2 separate regions of the Homo sapiens genome follow, and region 1 is linked to region 2. Evidence: chromatin loops called from intact Hi-C (ENCODE). Cell type or tissue: MCF 10A. All regions are shown on one strand. Each heading gives the region's core, and the rest is flanking DNA. Links, peaks and the distances in the headings are about the cores only. Region 1 has its middle 220 kb from the start of KCNK2. Region 2 has its middle 160 kb from the start of KCNK2.

Region 1 (4,405 bases), core at 317-4,316, 57 kb after region 2:
ATTTAGTTCTTCTACACATATCTAATATCCTTAATATCATGCCATTGACTTCATTGACCACTCCAGCATGGTTAATGCAGTGGTGCCATTGCAGACATTTAATAAATTCTGTGGACCAGTGGGAGTTTTCTATATCTGTTGCTTAAAATAGTAAAACATTATTTTCAGAATGAATTTGATGGTGAAGTATACAAAATGGTTTCAATTATAATTCCATGTTCAAATGTTCATAACTTGATGGAAAAAAATGCCTTTTGAACTGAAACTTTCCATTCCATGTTCTAGCTCCATTCAAATATAGTTATTTTTTCTTCTCTGGAAAATTTGAGGAAATCCGTATGAACACTTATGAATGTGGAAAAAATGCACCCTTTCAAATGTTTAATTAAATGAAAGGATCGACAATTACAAAATCTTTAATATAAACTTCCCATACATATTTATAAAAACCAAAATATAAATCTAGTAGGCCTCAGAAAAGAGATCAGGTGTTTACCCATTTAGGGAAAACTCTAATTTTGAATGTTTGCTAATTTGAAACTCAAAACTGTATTATGCAAACACAATAGTAATTTTCACATTAAAACTGATACATTTGAAGTGGCATTGTTGTCTGGGGTAAATACCTGGGGTTCATTGTCTCGCGCACTGAGATTAAGGATATGGACACACATTCATGGAGTGGGTTAAGGAGCAAAAATTAAATAGGTAGAAGAAAAGAGAGAGGAGAGCAGCACTTTCTCTCTTGTGAGAGCGAGGCATCCAAAAGGGAAAAGGTGGCCTGGGGGGACCACAGCAGATTTTATAGGCAGGCTTGAGGAGGCGGTTTCTGATTTATGTAGAGCCCACAGATTGGTTCAACCAGGTGTGATGTGGTGTTTTACATAGCGTTCGGGAAAGGCTGGTCACCCTGCCCTAATCTTATTATGCAAGTGGCCTTTTCACCATCTTGTCTGCTCTTACCTTACACATAGCTGACCAAGGGAAGGAAGCCATTGTGAACATGTCTAGTACCAGGTAGCTTTTTTCTGCCAGCATTCATGGGTGCAGGCTTCCAACTTGTTTGTCTATGTCTGCAGCTCAATTTTACAGGCTGTTCTTTGTTAGAAAATGATTTGGGGGCTTCTTTTCATTAAAAAGGAAAACCTTACCGAGGACTCCCATACCCTTATTATCTGCCCTAGTAGTTTCTCTTTAACTCCTATATCACATTCAATTGCCTTTATAATATGACTACTAACTATTAATTTTTGCTAAATAATACCTGATATACTTTGGATATTTGTCTCTGGCCAAATATCATGTTGAATTGTAATCCTCAATGCTGGAGGTGGGGCCTGGTGGGAGGTGTTTGGATCATGGGAGCATATACCTAATGTCTTGGTGCGGTCTTCACTATAGCAAGTGAGTTCTTGAGAGATGTGGTCATTGAAAAGTGTGTGGCACCTTCCCACTGTCTGTCTGTCTCTCTCTCTCTCTCTCTCTCTCTCTCTCTCTCTCATGTGTGCTCTCTTTCTGGCTCCTGCTCACACCATGCGATGTACCTGTTTCCTCTTCACCTTCCACCATGATTGAAAATGCCCTCAGGCTTGACCAAAAGCCCAGCAGATGCCAGCACCATGCTTCCTGTAAAGCCTGCAGAACCATGAGCCAATTAAACTTCTTTTCTTTATAAATTATCCAGTCTCAGGTATTTCTCTATAGCAATGCAACAACATAATAATACCATACATGATGGGCCAAAGAACAGAGTTGAGAATGGAGATTGTTTTCTGAATTTTCCATGCTCTGTATATAGTGTGTGCTTAATAAATATTTGCTACTCAAATACAATTTGCAAAATATGGCAAATAATTTTTTTATGGCTTAAAGTTAATTTAACCTTCAGAAGTGACTTTTTACTTCTTTTTTCTTTAAATGCAGAGAAGAAATGGGAGAGTGGCTTTCCAGAGATACTAATAGAAGAGAATGTTGCAAGAAAGGGTGATTTCTTATTCAAGTGAGATATATTTGCATCTACTAATTAGAAAGTTATTGGTGATCCCAGAGGCAACAGTTTCAGGAAAATAGTGGGAATCATGAGCCAGAATGTGATGCTTTGCGAAATGAATTGGAGGGACAAGGAGTAAAAGCAATGAAGAGATAGTCTTCTTTAACCTCTACTTTTTAATTGTGTAACACATCATTCAGAGGAGTGTATTTAACGTATGTGAATAGTTAAAAGCAAACACACTGTAAAAGCTTCTAAGCCTAAAAATTACAGCATGACTAATGTCTTTGAATCCCTCTATGCACCTCCTTGAGCACGTGCACTTCCATTCACCAAACATAACCAATAACTGAATCATGAGTTAATCAGTGCCTTGCTTTTCTTTCTACCTTTGCCATGCATCCATACACATATCTCTAAATGACAATTTTATTTGTTTTACCTAATTTGAAAGTTTATATAGGCAGAATCATAATCACATATTCTTCTGAAAATTTCTTTTAATACAGTAATGATTTTGCATTCATTCAGGTTGATTCTTAAAGTAATAACTCATTTATTTTTACTGATACATAGTATTCCTTTCAATTGAGGCACTAAAATTGATTTATCCATTCTCCGGTTAGTGAATACTTGAGTTGTTCTCTATTTTCTGGTATTGGGAAAATGCTGATATTCATGATATTATGCAAGTCCCTGGCACATGTGCAAGAATTTCTCTTACAACATACACAAGAGTGGAATGACTTTGTCATAAGGTATGTGGACATTCAACTTTATTGTGAATTTTTCTGTTTTTAACCAAACTGGTTCACCAAATTAATAATCTTACCATTTGACCACAGCTTCTCCAATACTTAGCATTATCCAATCTAGTGCACTTTTAGTTTGCATTCTCTTGGATACACATTTGTTTAATATATTTTCTCTTGTTTTGGCCGTTCAAGATGGCCTCTTTTGTTCAATCCTAATTTCTTCTTTCCATTTTTTGTTCAATCCTGTTTCCTCTTTTTTGTTCAAACCCAATTAATGTTTATTTTGCCCTTTTTGGGCAGTTGCATTTATTCAATAAATTTGTAGCCATTTTATGTATTTGGTATACGAATTTTTTATTAGTAATACCTGTTTCAAATATTTTCTACCAGGTTGGAATCTCTCTTTTTAGTCTCATTATGGTCTCTTTCGATGAACAGAAATTTAAAGTTGATATAGTCAAATTTATTAATCTTTTGTTTTATGGTTTGTGCTTTTTCTCACTTTTTAAGGACCACTCCACTAACCAATTGTTAGCTCATGTGTTCTTCTAAAAGTTTTGGTTCTTTTTTTTCCATTCAAGGTCTTAATGCATTTCAGAATGGTCTTACTATGTAGCATAAAGTAAGGATTCATGTTCGTGTTTCTTTTTGTTCCATAGAGAAAACGAATTGTTTTAGTAACATACTGTATTCTGAGTAGACATCCTTTCTGCATAATCTACAATCGCACCTTCATTATAAATCAGAGTTTCAGCTATATCTGTGATTGTTTCTATGCTCTCTATTCTATTTCACTGGTCACTTATTTTATCCCTGTGCTCTACTTTCTGTAACTTTATATGAAAAAGTTTGATATCTAGTTAGGAGACTCTACTAATATTGCTTTTCAAGAATGTTTTTGTTATTCTTGGTCTTTTGCACTTCCATGTAATTTTTTAATTGTCTTTTAAAGTTCCACTAGAAAATCCTACCAGGATTTTTATTGCAATTGCATTGAATATATATAAAAATACATATGTATGTGTGTATATACACACATATATAAATATATACATATCCACATGTAAATATGCTTATATAAACTAGAAGAGAATTGACTTTTATTTAGTATTCTTTCTATCCATGAGAATCTCTTTCATTTTATTTAGCTAATAATTAATCTTTCAATTAAGTTTTATTATTTTATTATTTTATCTATACAGCTCTCATATTTAGTAATTTTTATTCTCAAAGTATCTTTTTTGTAATTATAAATACTTTTTCATAATTATATTTTCTAGCTCTATTTGCTTTATATGTTCTTATATGCTTTGTATATTACTTGTGTACCCAGTAAACTTAATGAACTCTTTTATTAATTCTAACATTCTTCAGATTGTTTCGAGTATCTGATAAAGGTAGAGAGCTAATCCATATCACTCAGCTTTTTTTGGTCTTTCTATTTGTTATAAAATTTATTTTTTGTTTTTGCCCTATTGCTCTAAGGCTCTCAGTTAAATGTTAAGTATATGTGATTATAGTGGTCACTACCGATCTTAAAGAAAATACTCTAACTTTGAATATGATGTTTTCGTAGAAACTTTTAAAATATACTTTATTGAGTTAAGGAGATTCTCACCTATTATTAGCCAAGTTTTGCCTGTTGTAACAGAGATCTAAC
Region 2 (4,405 bases), core at 193-4,192:
TCTCAGTTCCATTGCCTGCAAAAAATTTAGAACAAACTCTAGAAGTCAGAATGTGCCTTTCCCTAATGGGAAGTAGAGCGAGGGAGGAATTGTTTAGGTGATAAGGCTGTGTTGTTCAATAAAGGGCACAGAATCAGAACTAGGGAGAGGTGATTCTGGTCCCAGATCTTTACCTGTTAACGTCTCTAGGGTGGGCTTCCTGTGCTGCAAGAGAAAAATATTAACCTAAATGACCTCCAGCTACATCTCAGCTCCAGAATTTCATGTCTCCTTTCAAAGAGCTGCTAGGAGACACAAGATAATCGATGTGAAACCATTTTAAAGATTTTACCATCTGCTGTGGAAGTGTATTATTTTATGGAAAATTATAGCAAAAAATTTCAAAGTGTCCTAAGGCCAAAGGATCCGGGAGATTGTTCCCACTTTGGCCCCACTCTGAGGGCCATCCCACACAAGGGAGTGCCCGAGGAAGAGCCAAAGGGCCTGGAATATTTTGCAGAGCAAATGTCTCTACTTTTGTTTTTTCCCTGATGCTCTTCTCTTCCCCAGCTGGGGTTCCCTTCAATTGATTTCAAAAAAAAGAGCTCCCATTGTCACAAATGAAAGTTGCACCTGCACTCTGCAGAGAAGCAAATGGAACTCACCAGGAGGATGATAAAATAGACAGGTTTTCCTTAAATCAGAGAAACAAAAAACAGATAAATATTAATTTGAAATTACACTTTATCACAGCAGTCATAATAGAAGTCTAAGAAGTAGGCATTCTCCTTAGAGAAATGAGCGGATATCTGTGTATGAAGAGAAGCTACAGAGTGAGGCCAGGAGAGTTGGGGGTGGGTATTTTTAATATGGCAGTTGGGCACAGTCAGGCAAGCTCACATATTAAGAAAGCATCTGTCTATCTCTAAGGGACTTTACCTAAATTAATTTAAAACAAAATAGCTGTTAGAATTCCCACTTCATAGAAGAAGAAAGCAGGCCTGGGAGAGATGACTTGCCCAGGTCACATAGGGAAGTGAAAGCTGACCCCTCAATGGTACCTCCAAAACCTTCTAGTCCTCACATCCTCCTTCTCTACATTTCTATATTTATTATTGAAGTCTGTGTTTTAACTACACTGAAGGGATTGGGTAGAAAAATTGTCACATTCTGGACACAACTGAGTGTTCATAAATATGTCAACATTAGTGGGGCTGTCACTGCTGGCCCAGGTGCAGAAGGTATAGTTACTGCCCCAACACAATTGACTCTCATCCATCTTAATAGTGATGGCAAGCAGATAAATCAAGCAGTTAAGTCTCCTCTGTGTTAAACAAAGCAGATAAATCTCTTCTTTTTGCACTCTCTTGCAGCTTGACCATACTGCCAAGTTAATCAAGTACAAAATGCAAGCTAACCAGACAGGTCTCCCTTGAGTTGCTGCTCAGTGTAATGGAAACAGGGTTATTCTATGGATTAGGATTGGGGAAGCTAACATTTCGATGGGGGTAAAGTATTTGCTTGTGCAGGTTTGCCTCACTGCTTTGGAATGAGCCAAATGTGGAAAGGGGACCAAATCCACTCTGGGAAAGGCAAAGCCCAGCTGAAATGTGCAAATTACTATCATATAAACAAATGCCATTCTTTATCTGGCTCTCAAGGTACAAAGCAGGTTCTTAAGTACAGATTTTCTGAGCTTTTCCTGGCACTAGACACCTTTTTTCTTGTATTTCCACAGAGACCTCATGTTTTCAAAGATTTTTCTATTTACCAAACTTCATTTAAGTAAATTAATTCATTTGTTGAGTCTTATTCATCAAAGATATAACTACTGATCAAAGCTTCTAATCAGCCTGGGATAACTAATATTTCCAGAGTGTGCTAATTATACTTCCAGGCTAAAGCAAAAAACTTGACATTTTAATTAGCATGGGCAGCTTTGCCATACTAAATGAGTTGTTTCTATTGGCTTCTGCAAATACGGAAGATAACTTCCAGTGTCCTGTGGATCCAGGGGCCTAGGGTTCAAAAATAGTGGAGTTCTCTGGCCTCTAAAAATAGGTCAAGGTCCTTTTTATGTAATCCCTTAAGACCTCCTGCAAACCCTTTCCAACATAACTTCCACGTTGCGTTGTAATTGTCTTTTCAAATATACATAATTAGAGTTTGATTACTTAGGTACCATCCTAATTACATAAGCATACTTACTGAGTTTCTTCCAAACATGTGCTTCCCCCAAGAATCCCAATGAATGTTATTTTCTCCAACTCACGTCACTGATGTGTGTTTTGTTACATATCCATTCAGATATTTTGACACATATGCAATGAAATGTTATTCAAAGAAATGAAAATCCACTTCCTCTAACTTCCAATTTGATGAATTAGTAGAAGATGTTTCACGTATCAGGTGAATAAAAAAAGGAGGAAGGGCACAGGAAGAGTGAAAGGATAGGAAAAACATTTTTAAATTTATCAAAAGATGGCCTTATCAAGACAAAGAAGAGGAGGTGGGCATCTGTGCACAGAGAATCAAGTTTAGGACATGTCCATTAGCTACACCTAATGACAGTTTAGAGACTGAAGAGAAAATGGCAAGAGACAGTGGCACAGAAAGCCAATCATGTGTTCACTGAAAAGAAATTTAGATTCTATCCTGACACTTCAGGGAGTCAATGAAGATTTTTGTAAAAGATGTATTTGTGCTTTAGAAAGCACAATGGCTCTGACTATGTGACCAAAGTGTAACTCAGGTGTCAGCAGCATTGACTCTGCCTAACTACACAATAGAAATCCCCTTGAACCACCCCCTCTACCCCACAAAATCCATGTTCTTCCCAAAGAGTAGTGGGAGACAAAAATATGCCACCCCAAAATTTGAAGGGTTGTTGAGCTGAAGACAAGAGGAAGCAGATACAGGACAGCTCTCTGCCCTTTCTCTGTTTGCCCAAAAGCAGAGCATAGACTTATAAAGACAAAAGTTATTGTGCCTCTCCTTTTTTATCAGGGAGAACAAAAGTTAACCGATGAAGATAGCTTTGGACCCTTATCAGCCCAGAGATGATACCAGAGAAACTTGTATTAAGAAGCTTTACTGGCCAGGCACAGTGGCTCACGCCTGTAATCCCAGCACTTTGGGAGGCCGAGGCGGGCAGATCACAAGGTCAGGAGATCGAGACCATCCTTGCTAACATGGTGAAACCCCATGTTTCTACTAAAAATACAAAAAAATTAGCCAGGCGTTGTGGCAGGTGACTGTAGTCTCAGTTACTCAGGAGGCTGAGGCAGAAGAATGGCATGAACCCAGGAGGCGGAGCTTGCAGTGAGATGAGATCACGCCACTGCACTCCAGCCTAGGTGACAGGGCAAGACTCCATCTCAAAAAAAAAAAAAAAAAAAAGAAGCTCTACTAAACAGCCTTTAATCTGCCAGTTTTTTTCCTTCCTCCAAATTGCTGCTGTAGAGACTCAAAGCCCTTTTCCTTTGTCTTGCCACTTCTCTAAAACTTTACTTTGTTGAAGATGCTATATAAGCTGGAATTCAAAGCCACCTCTTTGATAACTACTGATTTTGCGGGGGTCTCCCATGTAAACATGAAATACACAGGTCAATAAATTTGTTTTTCTCTTGTTATTCTGTCTTTTGTTAACAGGAGCTCATTGCAACTACAAACTTACAGGAGCTTAGAAAAAAATCCTGCAGCAATTCCGCTAATGTCCAGGGACATTTTGTTTCCTGGCCTCCTCAGTCTCTGAAGCTTCTGATTTCTTTCAACATCAATCCTAAAAGGAAGTCCAGTTTTCTCTTTCAGTTTCAAACACACACACACAATTTTTTTTATTAATACCAAGTCTTTTGTTTTTTGGATTTTTGTTTTGTTTTGTTTTATATATTTGATCATTTTGTTTTGAAAGCTACACTGAAGATTTCTTAGGGAAGACGTATTAGGTTAGCACAAAAGTAGTTGTGGTTTTTGCCATTACCAATCTAATAGAAAGGGTTATATCCCCATGATGCAAATTGATGGCAATAGGAAGCATTTTTTTTTTTTTTTTTTCAAAATGCCCGTTGGCCATTCACTTTGGCCATTCACTTATTTCTTGCTCCTTGGTCTCCTTTGTCCCATTGTACCACTGAAACTTCCACACTTCTTGGAATAGCCTTGAGAGCTGTGAAAGGCTTCCTCTCTATCAGACAGAACAATGTGTTCACATCCATGCTCTGATGTCAGGTTCCTGCCTCCCTGGCCTGGTGTGATTCTGCTGCCCCCAAGCAGGCATACCAAGGCTTATTTCCATAAAAACTATTTCTTCCTCCGATGAAACTTTTCCATCAACTGTAAAGAGAATTATATTTGTTTCATCTTCTTAAAAATTATCAAAAGAAGGCACACTTTCAATGAAAAAAATGGTAGTTGGTGCAGAAAT

What was found. Hi-C counts contacts between places; a loop is a spot of excess contacts. Peaks named below come from ENCODE experiments on the same cell type or tissue, not always from the same donor. Only the 100,000 strongest peaks of a DNase experiment are listed, where the experiment ranks them.
Region 1: it touches region 2 in a loop (2.7-fold over the local background); 1 of 110 quality-filtered maps calls a loop at or near these places.

Annotation. Positions count from the first base shown.
Region 1 is chr1:214,863,401-214,867,805 of GRCh38, reverse strand. No RefSeq gene overlaps it. Among named protein-coding and RNA genes, the nearest start is that of KCNK2, 220 kb to the left of the region's middle. In MCF 10A, for the core only: no CTCF peak of the experiment used is centred there; DNase peaks (open chromatin) are centred at 2,265 and 2,695.
Region 2 is chr1:214,920,338-214,924,742 of GRCh38, reverse strand. No RefSeq gene overlaps it. Among named protein-coding and RNA genes, the nearest start is that of KCNK2, 160 kb to the left of the region's middle. In MCF 10A, for the core only: no CTCF peak of the experiment used is centred there; no DNase peak of the experiment used is centred there.